2 separate regions of the Homo sapiens genome follow, and region 1 is linked to region 2. Evidence: read pairs that join two places in POLR2A ChIA-PET (ENCODE). Cell type or tissue: A673. All regions are shown on one strand. Links, peaks and the distances in the headings refer to the core of each region. The heading gives the core; the rest is flanking DNA.

The links. ChIA-PET counts read pairs that join two places held together with the same protein. Peaks named below come from ENCODE experiments on the same cell type or tissue, not always from the same donor. Only the 100,000 strongest peaks of a DNase experiment are listed, where the experiment ranks them.
Region 1: POLR2A ChIA-PET joins it to region 2 with 7 read pairs; 1 of 35 experiments calls an interaction of 5 or more read pairs at or near these places.

What each region holds. Positions count from the first base shown.
Region 1 is chr4:116,228,949-116,236,657 of GRCh38, forward strand. No RefSeq gene overlaps it. Among named protein-coding and RNA genes, the nearest start is that of MIR1973, 67 kb to the right of the region's middle. In A673, for the core only: no CTCF peak of the experiment used is centred there; a DNase peak (open chromatin) is centred at 3,223.
Region 2 is chr4:116,527,515-116,535,223 of GRCh38, forward strand. No RefSeq gene overlaps it. Among named protein-coding and RNA genes, the nearest start is that of MIR1973, 230 kb to the left of the region's middle. In A673, for the core only: no CTCF peak of the experiment used is centred there; DNase peaks (open chromatin) are centred at 3,717 and 4,607; H3K27ac peaks cover 4,295 bases.

The DNA.
Region 1 (7,709 bases), core at 946-5,945, 300 kb before region 2:
AAGAATATGTATTTGGTAAAAGTGCCATTCAAACACGAAGAAATAAAAACTTTCCCATATAAACAAAAGCTGAGGCAGTTTATCACCACTAACCTTTCTTATAATAAATGCTAAAGGAAGTCCTCCAGTTTGAGACAAAAGGGCATTAAATAGAAACATGAAGGTATATGAAAGTATAACTCACTGGCAAAGCAAATATATAGGCAAATACAGAATACAGTAATGGGGGCATGTAAATACATTGTAATTTTTAGTACATAAGTTAAAAGACAAAAATATTAAGAATAACTACAATTACATAAAATTTTAATGGATACACAATATACAAGATGTAAACTGTAACATCAGTGGCATAAAGTGTGTTTGCAGGAGAAGTAAAAGTGTAGCTTTACATATATGCAATTTATGATAAATTATTTCAACTTAAAATGACTATTATAAGAATAAGAACTTATATGAGATCTTTATGATAACCACAAAGAAAATATCTATAAGGGACTTGTATTAGTCTCTTTTCACACTGTTATAAAGATACTGCCCAAGACTGGATAATTTATAGAGGACAGAGGTTTAATTGACTCACAGTTCTGCATGGCTGGGAAGGCCTAAGAAAATTTACAATTATGGTGAAAGGTAAAGAAGCAGCGAGCACCTTTTTGACAAGGCAGTAGGAAAGAGAGAAGTGAAAGAGGAACTTACAAACACTTATAAAACCTTCAGATCTCATGAGAACTCACTCACTACCATGAGAACATCATGATCGAATCACCTCCCTCCCTCTACATGTGGGATTACAGGTCCCTTCCTTGACATGTGGGGATTACAATTCGAGATGAGATTTGGGAGAGGAAACAGAGCCAAACCATATCAGGACTCAACTTAAATTTAAGAACATACAAATGTTGAACATAAAAAGATGAAAAAAGGTATTCCATGCAAACAGTAGAAAAAAAAGGAGTCAAGGTTAAAATTATATCAAACAAAATAGACTTAAATCAAAAATTATCTCAAAAGACCAAAAGACAAAGAAGTTAATCTATAATAATAAAAGATCCAAGTCATCAGGGAATTACAACAATCCAAAACATATGCACTCAACATCAGGGTGTATATAGAAATTAAACAATGCACACCTGAACAACCAATGGGTGAAAAAAGAAAAGAGAAATTCTAAAATACTTCGTAAAAAATGATAATGAAAACAAAACACACCAAAGCTTAAGGAATGAAGCAAAAGCAGTACTAAGAGGGAATTTTATATCAATAAATGGCCTACATTAACAAGGAAGAAAGAGCATCAATAAACAACTTACGTATATACCTAGAGAAACCAGGAAAAGAACAAACTAAGCCCAAAATTAGAAGAAGAAGGATTAAAGCAGAAATAAACAAAATGGAGAATAGAAAATCCAACAAAACTAGGTATTGGGGTTTTATACGATGACAAAACTTTCTTAAAACAAGAAAGAAGGCAGAAAACTCAACAAACAAAATCAGAAATTAAAAGGAGATATTATAACTGATGTTGCATACATAAAAACTACTGTGAACATATGAGCAACTGTACATCAAAACAATGGATAATCTAGGTGGAATAGATAAATTTCTAAAAACATACACCTGCTATGAATGAATTATGAAGAAACAGAAAACCTGAACAGACCTACAACACGTAAGGAGATTGAATAAGTAAACAATAATGTCCCAATTAAGAAAAGCCCGGGGCCAATTTGCTCCACAGGTGAATTCTACCAAATATTTGAAATGAATTATGCCATTCCTTCTCTTCTCAAGAATTGAAGAGAAGCTTCTCTTCTCAAGAATTGAAGAGAAGCTTCTCTTCTCAAGAATTGAAGAGAAGCTTCTCTTCTCAAGAATTGAAGAGAAGCTTCTCTTCTCAAGAATTGAAGAGAAGCTTCTCTTCTCAAGAATTGAAGAGAAGCTTCTCTTCTCAAGAATTGAAGAGAAGGACACATTTACAAACTTATTTTTATGATGTCAGCATTACAAACTTATTTTATGATGGCAACATTGCCCAGCAAAGCTAGGCAAAAGTACTGCAAGAAGAATAAACTTCAAGCTAGAAATATACTTGATAAAACCTAGTTCCAAAATTATTAACAGAATAATAGCAAACTGAATAGCTGTTGAACTCAACAGAACATTGAAAACATCATACAGTATGTTCAAGTGAGATTTATCTTTGAGCGGCAAGGATATTTCAATATATGCAAATATGATACACCACATTAACAAAAACAAAGTGTACTAATCAGATGAGCATAATCATCTTAATAGATTCAGAAAAAGCATTTGATAAAATTCAATACTCTTTTATGATAAAAATATTCAATAAACTTGGTAAAGAAGAAATTTAACTCAACATAATAAAGGCCACAGTAGTAGACTTGGATGTAAGTTCTTCATATATGAAAAACAAGATGTGGGGAAATGCAAGAAAGAAGCAAGGGAGTATTTCAAATGAAAACTCAGGGGAAGCTACAATGTTTTATCTATGTACAAGTCTTTATATGAACTTTAAAGGGCAAAAGAATAAGTACATAGAATATCCATCTGATAAGGACAAAGGATTGTGGAAACTTTGGGATTCTTCTGACATTTATTTGGTAACTACTTTGCCTTATATAAATTCCAAGACCATTTTGTAAAGTTAAACAAAGAATAATTAATATATTGGATTCATAATTTATAATCATATTTAGTTTATATAATGGTTAACTATATGTCTCTACTTTGCGGGTCCACAGTGCCTAGATACATGGTCAAACATTCTGGATGTTTCTGTGAGGGTATTTTTTTTACGAGATTAACACTTAAATCAAGGGACTTTTTGAGAAAAGCGGATTACTTTCCCTAATATGAGTCGGGTTTTTTTTTTTTATCTTGTTTTTTTATTTTATTTTATTATTATTATACTTTAAGTTTTAGGGTACATGTGCACAATGTGCAGGTTTGTTACATATGTATACATGTGCCATGTTGGTGTGCTGACCCATTAACTGGTCATTTAGCATTAGGTATATCTCCTAATGCTATCTCACCCCCTCCCCCCACCCCACAACAGGCCCCAGTGTGTCATGTTCCCCTTCCTGTGTCCATGTGTTCTCATTGTTCAATTCCCACCTATGAGTGAGAACATGCGGTGTTTGGTTTTTTGTCCTTATGATAGTTTGCTGAGAATGATGAGTCGGCTTTATCCAATCAGCAGAAGGGCTGAATAGACCAAAGGACCGACCTCCTGCGGATAAGAATTCTGCCAGCAGATGGCTGTCAGACTTGAACTGCAACCTTGTCTCTTCCCTAAATTATCACACCTCAGACTTCAGACTGCATTGTCTCTTTCCTGGAATCCAGCCTGAAGGCTCTGGGACTTGAACTGTAGATTTTGGACTTGTCAGACTTCATAATTCTGTAAGCCAATGCCTTAAAATAAATTTCTTTATACTAATATCCAGATCCTATTAATTTTATTTCTCTGGTGGATCCTAATACAATTTATATTTAAATGCCATCTATTATTTATACACCACAGTTTTTTCTAAATATTAGTAATTGTTTTGATTGATACATCTAGTAATTTCAGTAAAAAGTAAAATCACAATTCTTGTTACTGCTATTAAAAAATTCCAAGCCTTTATTTAAGATGGATTTTTATATCACTTTTAAAGCTTCAATGTACTATTTGCAATTTATTCCTAATATATTACAATACGGGCAGATAAAGAGGCAATGAAAATTTGGAGTCTTTGACCAAGGTCATAAAGTTAGATTTTGATATTTAAAATTGTACTCTATAATCCCTGACTTCAAGGTCACTGCTCTGTCTACATTACCATATTTTCTCTCAGATTAACTCCAAATGAGAAGTTGTGTGTAAATTATTCTTTGTGTGGAAAAAAAATGTGCTATTTAAACTTCATGGTTTAAAATGTTGCTATTTAACTATTTTTAGAGAATTGCCTGAAGTTACTAGTTTTCTTCATACAATATTTTTTTAAATTAAGTATACCTTTCAAAAACGTTACTCAATCTCTTTAATACTATAGTATTTAGTGTATTAATGAGCACTTTAATTGTGCAATTTTAATTATTTCACCTCTGTTAGTGGCCTTATTACTGATACTCATATTAATGGATTTCTTACTTGTGATTATCTACTTATGGATCTTTTAAACTTAAGAATATATATTTTTAATGTGTCATTAATGCAGAGTTTCTGAGGATTTTGTCTTAAATTATTTAACTGTAGTAGTTAAGCTTTAAATTGGTTTTCAAAGACTTTCTACAGGAGTGACTACATAAGAATTATTTTTTGATGATGTTGCCTACATTTCTTTGGAACCAGTAAAGTGCTAGTTAATCTAGATAGTTTTAGATGCCAATTCTATTCTTCAAGCTGTCAACTTGGATTTACACTAGTATCTTCCAGCCAGTTATTAATACTAAGAGAGCTAAATTAGAGCTGTGTGACTCAGCTTAAACTTCTATTTTTTTCTATGATGAATCCATGTATTTTAATACCAATTCTTCTGGTGTTAAACCCAGTTAAACTTACTATTATTATGACCCATGTTAACCTAGATTTTTGTTAACAGGTTGAAGCTAGTGCATTTAATTTCAAGTTTATTTAGTCATGATACCATCTAGACTTGGAATTTACTGGATATTACTTGCGACAATCCACCCAAACTCTATGGTGCTCAGACTCATGGAACAGGGGCTCAAAGTAAATACATGTTATTTCTGATTAAATTTATCTTGCTAATGAAATGTTTTAGAAGACACTTTTGTAATTCTGTGTGACATTTACAATAGTGAGTACACTGACTATTTATCAAATTTTGTCAGTAGGAATGTAAAGAAAATTGCATTATTTGTCAGCTTATGTTGAAAGGAGTGAAGACACTGAATTCAAGCAAACCTAAAGATAAATGCTAAGGACATTTTAATGGTATGTGTTGCTAATTACTCTTACTTCATTTCCTTTGCCTAAAGGCTCCTCTGGTCAGGTTCCCTTATTTCTCTTACTTGCATGTTAATATATCCCAACCTAATTGTGATTGACTTAAAAAGGTAAGAAAGCTGAAGCATGCCTTGATTAGGTGTTCCTGATTCTGATTACAACTATTTGCAACACCTAATTTGCAACAACTATTCCATTACTCAATGGTGATCACTAAATTCTTGAGTCATTCATTTGAGTTTTTTCTCCCTAGCAATAAGAGCTTCAACACATTCTTAGCATGCTATCCATAGTCCTTTCCAATGTGCTGAGGCAATGTTTGCCTAAACCATTTGGCTTGGCCATTAAAAAAATTACTTTTTTGAGTGATGTAATATAGCAGCACATATATGTGTGACTTGTGATTTTAATAGTTATTAACTTTTAGATATAAACCCTGAAACATGTATGTATGATAAAGAAACAAAATAGCTACATGACAACATAAAAGTTATAAAATTCCAATGGAAAAGCCAGAAACCATCATGTCATTTTAGAATCCCTTCAGTCCCTCAATCCCACAAATAACCATGTTTTTACTGTATTCATATAAAAATAACTAGCAATTATTTAACACTCTGTGATAAACATTTTCCCATGCAATTTATGTGTTTTATTTAAACTTTGACAAATCACTATTGAGTAAGGGACACATTTTTATTACTTATTCTTCAGTAACAAGTTCAGTGATGAATCTGTAGATAGCAGATCAGCCTTAGTTCCATTAAAGGGCTTAGCTTCTCAATGATGCTATGAAGCATCTATATTCTTTCCATTACTCTCCTGCATGTTAGGGAAAATAAACAGGAAGTCTTTCCAGCTTTCTAACCTTACCTTCATTTTCATTTTGCTTTTCTCTATTCAGGCAAGTCATTCCCTTCACCTCGTCTTTTCTTTTAATGACTTCTACATTAATGTACAAGAATCTTTCATTTTTATCTTATTATAGACTGATGAGGGCAATGCCCAATGAATGAACACTTCATCATCCTGAAATCTGAGTAGGTAATATTACGGCATTATGTACTCATTTTGTAAAATAATTATTTGCTTGTTAAACCCTTTCCTAGGTAGTAGAATAACATCAACAGATTTTTAAAGATACTGACTCTCCAGCAAGAATGACACAAAAATAGAAATATAACACAGAAAGTATGCAGTATAGTGGAAGATTTTGAGTGTTCTTGTTAAAATGTTCAAACAGGTTAAAGGAGTTCAGGAGTGTAGGTTTACCATTTTAACTAGAGTGGTCAGGATAGGCTATAAGGTAAAGGTAATATTTGAACAAAAACTTAATAGATATAAAGATGTTGTGAATCTGAAGGAAGAGTTTCTAGGCAGAAGTTAATAGCCAGAACAAAAGATCTAAGGTGGAAGAATACCAGATGTGTTACAATAACAACAAAATCTGGAGCAAAGTGGGCCAGGGCTATGGAGGTAGAACATAGAATGTCAAATAGTTCATGTTTGAAGAACTGAGTTACTAATAATTATGCAGAGAATCAGGTAAAAACAGTGATTCCCCAAAGCAAACTATAATGTATAATCACCCACTTATATACCATAATGAGAATTTTACAATTTACATTGAGGAAAGAAGAGCAATTGCAGAGTTTTGAGCAGATGGATTATATGGTCTAACGCAAGCCTTTAAAATGTCTATTAATAGAAGTAGACTTTCTGTGAATATTCCTTGAATGAATACCGGAGTGCTCTCACAATCCTATTGATAATAAACAAGGCAGGGTGTGCACAAAATATGAATTCAGGAGACCAGATAGGAGTCCAGGAATACAACATAATTCCAGTAAGAAATATAGCTTAGACAATGGTTATAGCAGCAAAGGCAGTGAAATAACGCTCAATTTCTGGATGTATTTTGAGAGCATACTCTGACTCTGAAGGATTTCCTGTTTCTACTGGATAAAACACAACAGAAAAGCAGAATAAAGATTTATACAAATTTTAGATCTGAGGAGAGTTGCTATTATTATAAATGGAATGGGATAAATTATAGATGTATAGACGTAGTAGATCCATTTCATAGGTCCAGAAGTTTCATTTGAAAACTTGATTAGATAGCCAAGTTGGAAATGTTGAGTAGACATTAGAATATTTCACTCAGTTGTTAGATAGAGATAAATACAGAAATTTTAAAAATAATAATTTGGAGTTGGTATTAAGATATTTTATAAAAGTCATGAGACTAAATTCTATTATTAAGGATTGAGTATAGAAAGAGAAGAGGATCAAGTACTGAAAGCTCTCCCACATTTTTATTAATTCAATAATTATTTGTTATATCAGGAAAACCAGAAGAAGAATAGGAAAAAATCAGTTGAGGTACCACAAAGATGGGCAGAAAATTTACAGACTGTGGTGTCTAGAAAGAAATGAAAAAAGAAAAAAAACATCCATTTTATATGAGAACACTGTAGTATTACCTTAGTAGGCAAGATATTTTTCCTTATGCTCTAAATTCTGTTTAACCACTTTTGGGCTGTATGTATGTGTGCGTGTATATGCATATATATGCATATATATATTAATTTGATTTAATTTTTTTAAAAATTATAGAAACAAATTTGCCTAGTATCAATGCTTCAATTACCTCTTCTCATAACTATTTTTTTCATATTGAGAAATATAGAAAGACATACAAATAGAAAGGATGTGAATGATTATT
Region 2 (7,709 bases), core at 1,558-6,557:
ATAAGCTTCATATTTACATCAATCCTCCTTCCTCTTCAAATATCAGAAGTGTAATATGTAGGCAGGCCAAGCTGAATGCTGCACGCACACTAGGTTTATGGCACAGCTGAAGAAATTCAAGCTTAGGTAACCTTGATCTTTTGATGGGAGTTGCTAGTGAAACTGACCAATTATTTACCCTAGAGGAAGACTTTGTACAGCTGTTTAATTCACAAACATCCTTAGTCTGGATATCTGATATAAGACTTGCAGCAACTGGAGGGACCTATTGAAAATCATGTCTCAACACTCTTAGGAGTTAAGATTTAGCCAGAGACCTGAATGGCAAAAAAGATCCAGCCACTGATAATCAGAGAAAGCCTCCTGAGGAATGAATGCAACTGTTGCAAAGGTCCTACGGAGAAAAAACAAAACAAAACAAAACAAAACAAAACAGAAAACAAAAAAACTGAAGATTTAGGGAAACAGAAAGATATCATAGGCCACAGGTGAAGTCTAATACGTGATTTCAAAGTGGTTGATAGGGGTCAGATTTTATAAAACAAGACTTCTCAAATTTTAATACTCATAATCACATGGGAAGAGGTTCTTGTTAAAATGCTGATTCTATTTAAGTAGATCTGGGGCAGGGTGTAAAATTCTGCATTCTAACAATGTCCAGTGAGAAATGATTGTGGTGTACGGTAGTGATCGAGGCAGAGAATACTGGGCTGATACAATTTAGCACACATTATGCAAACAGATATAATCAATGGAATAGATATGGATGGTAATGAATGAAATAGACGTAGATTGTGAGGGAACAAAATGGATACAGAGGATAAAGGGAATAGAGTCGTAAAGGAAAACTCCTAGGTATTTTGACTTTAAAATTGTATATATTATAGCATAATTCTTTGAGATAGGAAAGACAGGAAAAAAGCATCCTGAGTGTATGTGGGTGAATATGAGAATTAAGTGTTCTATTTGAAGAAGAAATGTGAACCTACAAGAAATTCAAGTGTGTAAGTCAAGTAATCAAGTAGATGGTATACACATTTGCAGTGATAAAGGTCATTAACATATAGGTACATATAGCTATTACGTAAGTTATAGAATTAAGTTAAACTATCTAGGAAATTGAGGAGTAAAGAAGATCTAAACAATACTCAGAGCTTTTAAAGTTTTAACAAGGAAGAAACCAGAGAAAGGGTCCCATATGAAGCAGGAAACAGTCTTCTTTGATGGCATTAACAAGAGCACTTGGTGCACTTTTTGAAACAGGAAATTCAGTGAAGTTAGTTAAGGAGAAAACGGGAGGGACAGAAGTAGGGACAGCAAGATATAGTTTTTTTCTTTAAGCTTTGTTCTAAAGGTTCACTGTAAGAAAATAATTGTAGTTAAAAGGGGATATAAGCAAAAGTGAGAACTTCTTTACTCTTGTTTTATGATAGAAGACATTAAAGCATCTTGGCACGTGAGGGGATTGATCAAGTACAATGAGAGTATTTGATGCTCTTCAGAGGAGATAATTAGATTTAGGAAGTTTCTAGCATAGCAAAAGGGAATATGATGCTGATAAGGCACATAGATTTGAAAGCAGAGGCAAAGGATTCATTGTAACAGGAAGGAGGGCAAACCTTGATTGTTGTCATTTAAATGATATATTGGTTTCTTGTGATTTTTCCTCTTTTATTGAAGTACAAGGCAATATCATCATTTGAGTAGAAGAATGGGGGATATTTAATGGTTAAGGAAATACAAAACAGTTGCTTTGGAGACTGAGGGAGCAAAGTCATGAAAAAATATGTGGTACCACTGAGCAATATTTGTCGATTTGACATTTTTGGTTGTTAATTTAAAGTAAGCCTGGTCAATTTTTGGGGTATCTGATTGTTTATTTCCCCAGAAATGTTTAACTGCATGCATACATGAAGAAGAAAGTAGGTGGGTTTTTACCAGGAGTAAGGCTATTGGATGAGAGAAAGGCAAAGGAATGAACACACTCACAAGATTCAGTTTTGATAATAAGCTGTGTAGGCCATGGAGTCCAGATGGTGTAAGGGCAGAAGTTAGAACTTCAGAGAATTAAATTTACTGAGGGTGTTGAGTTGGAGAATTTAAAAGCAATGGAATTTGTTTAGTCAGTTAACTGTTACTTATTTCATTTCTGACTAGTCCAGCTATGATAGATTAAACACTGGTCGTCTAACAAGAAAACATAAAGCTACTTTTTTACAAGCTCGTTGAGAAGATTTACTCTACGTTAAAAGTCAATTATTTCTTATGTAATTTAGGACTACTGAAGGTCATACAGTTACCATGAGGAATTAGCATAATATCCAAATAACTTGTTAAACCTATACATTACTTGCATTAGTATTGCCTTTATACTCAAGCAAGAAAGGCCTGGAATTTTTGAGGACATAATTCATAAGCACAAACCGAAAAAATATACTTATTAAGGAGGATAAAGGAATTTCTTTCATAGTTATGGCACTCAGCACTTGGCAGAGCAACATCTATAAAATCTACACATCTACTGTAGTGGTAACACCTTTCCGTCTCTAAGAAGGCAGTCTTCCATATAGGACAAGAGTCCTGTGACCTCATAACAAACTGCAACTGCTTCTGACTGTCATGAAGTTTGTATATTGCATTCCTGCCAATGTTAGAGATAGATATTGATTCAGAGTGTATGTAGGATTTGAGTGATGGATGTGCTTAGATAGGAGGAAAGACAAATTAATTAACTTGTCAAATCCTTCTTCTCAGACAGCAAGAATGCAATAGATTCTTGCATAATTAGGTATTGATTCCCAGTAGTTCCAAACATCTGTTTCCTTGCTTATCTTGATGTTCCCATTTGTGATTTCAGAGGAACTCATAAATTAGAAATGGTTTTCACAACAATGGCAAACGGAGGCTGATGTACATTTGTAATATTAAACAATTTATCTTACTCTTGAAATTGTCTATGCTCTTTAGACATAACATGCATGAAGTGCATCACCATTCTTTATACTGTCAGGTAGATGACTTTGAAACTTAGAATTGGAAGCAGTTTTACTGTAAAATGCTGTTGATGACATTTAGATGAATGTATACAATAAAATTAATTTTATGTAAATAAATTTTCACATTTTAATTATATTATATTGTCTTTTAATTTTAACAGATACATTTTACCAATTTCAAAGAAAAACGCCAATTAAAAGTACAAACAAAATAATCTTTATTAATGCAAACACTTGTATTTAATTTACATATTTATAAAAATAATTAAAAGTTGAAATATTGGACATACACTTTATTTTTAAGCATTCAGAAAATTGAGAATAAGTCATGATAGAATATGGCTCATGATAGAATTGAAAAATATAAAAATGTACCTCAGGCAGGGGAAAATAAAGTTGAAATTAAAAAGTGAGATAATCCTTAGAGAGCAAGACATACAAATTTGTGAACGAAATTAACAATTTCTCACCCTGTTACGAGCACTTTATCACTATCAGAAGAGCAATGTCTAAAGATACCATATTGTCTTAGTTCATTTTGTGCTGCACTAACAGAATATCAGAGACTGAGTAATTTATAATGAATAACAATTTATTGGCTCACAGTTTTGGATGCTGTGAAGTCTAAGATCGAGGGACTGACATCTGGTGAAGGCCTTCCTGCTGCATCATCCCATAGTGGAAGGGCAAAAGAGGGAAAGAGAAAGCGAGAGAGTGAACTCACAGCCTCAAGGCATTTTATAATTGCTATTAATCCATTCATAAGTGTAGAGGTCTCATGACCAAAATACTTCCCGTTAGGCCCCATTTCCCAATACTGTTACATTAGAAATTAAGTTTCCAGCCCATGCTTTCTGGAGGACACATTCAAATCACAGAAATGGAATTGAATTCTAAGTATTAGGATTTTGTGGAATCATAAAAAAAAAAACAACCGTGGCTTGGTTATCCAAGGTAATAAACATTCCATGAAGAAGAATCTACATTTATCTCACATTCAGAGAATGCAGCTGAATGTTTATCTTTTATTAAAGTTTATTTTTAAACTCATAAGAATCTAACACATTTTATAAAAATAATATCTATAATACTGAGTAGAGATATTTGACATAATTTACATCATCTAGTAACTTTGACTAGAAATAAGAATAGATACTGTATCCTTCACACTAAAACATGGTAAGTAAAAGCTCTTTTAAGCAAACACAATTTATTATTTGACTTAACAATATTGGTTTATTGGTAGGCATATGTAAAGTAGGCTTACTGTGCACTGGTAACCAACTTGTCTGAGTATGGTGAAAAAGAAAACCCACACATACGAGTTATATGAAGCAGGTCTATTACTTAGAGATAGGCTAAAAGGGAAACAGAAGCCTTGGATTTATTGTGAGCTGGTCCTGTAAGTTTCCGTGAAGCCACGTGAGGTGACTGGAGTCTCACTTGTGTATATCTCTCTTTCATCACAATTGAGGGTCCCCAGGAAACAGTCCATTCTGAGTTTTACATCCCAGGGACAGACCGCAGAAATCAGCTTGCTCTGAATTTTTTACCTCACAGGGCAACATGACACACAGGAAGAAAGCATTAAAGGACTTCCTGTTTCTAGGGGAGGACAGGAACAGAGCGGAAACGATTTCAGCTGTTACTTTCTTATCTCAGGGTGTTGCATTCCAAGCATATCCTACAGTTATTCTTGATAACTAAAAGTGAGAAAGGAGAAATAACTGGATTAGTCCAAGACTACTCAAAGAACTGACCTGCAGTACACCAACAGAAATGCGTTTTGGCCAGGCGCGGTGGCTCACGCTTGTAATCCCAGCATTTTGGGAGGCCAAGGCAGGTGGATCACCTGAAGTCAGGAGTTTGAGATCAGCCTGGTCAACATGGTGAAACACCATCTCTACTGAAAATACAAAAATTAGCTGGGCGTGGTGTCGGGCGCCTGTAATCCCAGCTACTCGGGAGACTGAGGCAGGAGAATCGCTGAACCCGGGAGGCAGAGGTTGCGGCGAGCCGAGATCGCGTCATTGCACTCCAGCCTGGGCAACAAGAGCAAAACTCAGTCTTTAAAATAAAATAAAATAAAATAAAATAAACAAAAATGCATTCTAACAAATGCTACTTTTTTGTTAAAACTCACCCCAATTGAATAAATTCCCAGGTGGCAACACAGACTCTTGAGGCTAATTCCCTGCTCTTTCATAACTAATTTTATTGATAGGTGTTAGTTTCTACTTTCCGACAATTTAAATTCTTCCCAAATATTTATGGAGTTGACCTCACACCTTGAAGAAGCTTGAATGTATCTCATACCTTGAAGAAGCTTGAATATTATCAAAATCCCCTGGGTCCTGACAGATGACTTTAGTGTATGGCTTTGCTATCAGCATTGTAGGGCATATATGCAAAACAAAAGAACATTAGCCTGTGAAGTGAAGATGAAATGCTATCTGAATTAAGAGGCAGTGTGATTTGCAGACAAGCAATGTGTTAAATCCCGGATTTAAGCAGGAATGTATTTTCAACCAAAAGTTAACTTTGTAAGACAAAGAATTTAAAAAATGCTAAACGTGTATTTCCGCTGTCAGACTAAACTATATGTAACTCAAAAGATACCTATTTCTAAGCTCAGTTTTTAATGTATAAAATCTTACGAATAAGCCATAACATTTTACTTTAATCTATGATAAATAATATATTAACATGTATATATTTTTGAAGTGTTATTACAGGTATTATTATCTATCTTAATACACATGCAATCCTCAATAAAACAATGTATTTTTAATGTATAGTCAACTGACTATAAATTGTAAACATGTAAAATTAGATTCTAAAATAAAGTGTACCAATGAAGGTAACAACTATCGGTGACAGGTGTTTCCATTCATGCTGATATGGCCATTTCTGCCACAAATTGGAATTAAACTTTCAAGTAAATCATACTGATCCTTTTTGACTTAAGAGTTCATTCTTACCTTACTTATTTCTTGATCATTTTATACAATACTGTGACACTATTTTAATTTGCTTCCAGGTCTCCCTTTCTTCTCTCTTTAATCCTTCTCTTATGTTTTTTGTCAGAATTTCCTTCCCTAACACAGATCTGATTTTGTCATTTAACTTTTTAAAAATCCCCCATGATTCTCAATTGCTTAGAATGGAATTCAAATTTCCTAGCAAACAATTAAAAAACTTCCATAATTTGAACCTGATATTTTTTCCAGGATTATAGCCAATTCAGTCCTCAAATATTGGATTCAAAGTGCTCATCATCTACTGAAAATGCTGTGCATTTTTATATCTATGTATATTGCTCATGCTGTTACTTCATCCTTCTCACCTTGCTCAGGTTGATGATATCTTATTCCTGATTCAAATTTCAATTCAAATGTTACATCATATACAAATACTTCTCTGACCCTAATATTTAGAATCAAACTCTCCCACTGCTGCTCTTTGATGGAAACCTTCTGAGGTAAGTACTCCACTCTCTTCTGCACTTTACCTTCTGTGTTCTCTCATTTTCTATTTTCCTCTTCACCAAAGAGCACATAGCTTTACAGGTACACACATAGGAACCAACATAAAATGCAAACGTTATCTTATGATATTCTTCAGCAAAAAAAAATTACTCTTATTTTTTTTTCTTTCCACAGAACCAAGCGTAGTTCTCAGCCGTGTTTCCTGTAGTGCATATTTCTGAATCACTTGAATAGAAGAGAGAGGATGAAGGGGCCCAGGTCACAATAGGCATAGAGATATAGAAAAAAAATTGTTTATGGTTGGAAATATAAACTTTGTGATACAACAAAGGGTATTTATCTCTGCATTTTTAACTGTCTGTAAAATATTTAAATATATTTTCATAATATTTTGGAAAAAAGTATCTATAGATACTGTGATACCATGCAGTCAACCAAATAGTATCATTGTCATTTGAATAATAGATCCATGAAAAATCATACGCACTTCAATCCACTGATAAAATGTGGCATTCTAATCTTATTAAAGATTTTCATTAAGGCAGAAATTTCAAAACCAAAAGCAGGACAGGAAGAAAGGCATGGTGTGATGGTTAATACTGAGTGTCAACTTGATTGAAGTATCGGATTGCTAAGTATTGATCATGGGTGTGTCTGTGAGGGTGTTGCCAAAGGAGTTTAACATTTGAGTCAGTGGCCTGAGGAAGGCAGACCTATCCTTAATCTGGGTGGGGACCATCTAATCAGCTTCCAGCGAATATAAAGCAGGCAGAAAAATGTAAAAAAAGCAAGACTGGCTTAGCCTCCCAGCCTACATCTTTCTCCCATACTGGATGCTTCCTGCCCTCAAACATCGGACTCCAAGTTCTTCCGCTTTGGGACTTGGACTGGCTTCTTTGCTCCTCAGCTTGCAGATGGCCTACTGTGGGACCTATGATCTTGTGATTTAATACTAGCTAATAAATTCCCATATACATATATACACGTGTATATATATATATATATGTATATCTCCTATTAGTTCTTTTCCTCTGGAGAACTCTGACTAATACTCATGGCCTTTATAATTTAAATGCTATCACAGACATTTTACATTTTAAATTTTAAAATGCTTCATTGGAAACTCTGGGGTTTTTTCTGTTAGTACTCCAACTATTCTCTTCAAAATGAAATTAGAAAGATAGCATCAATAAATCATTTTAGTTGCATATATTACATGAATTGT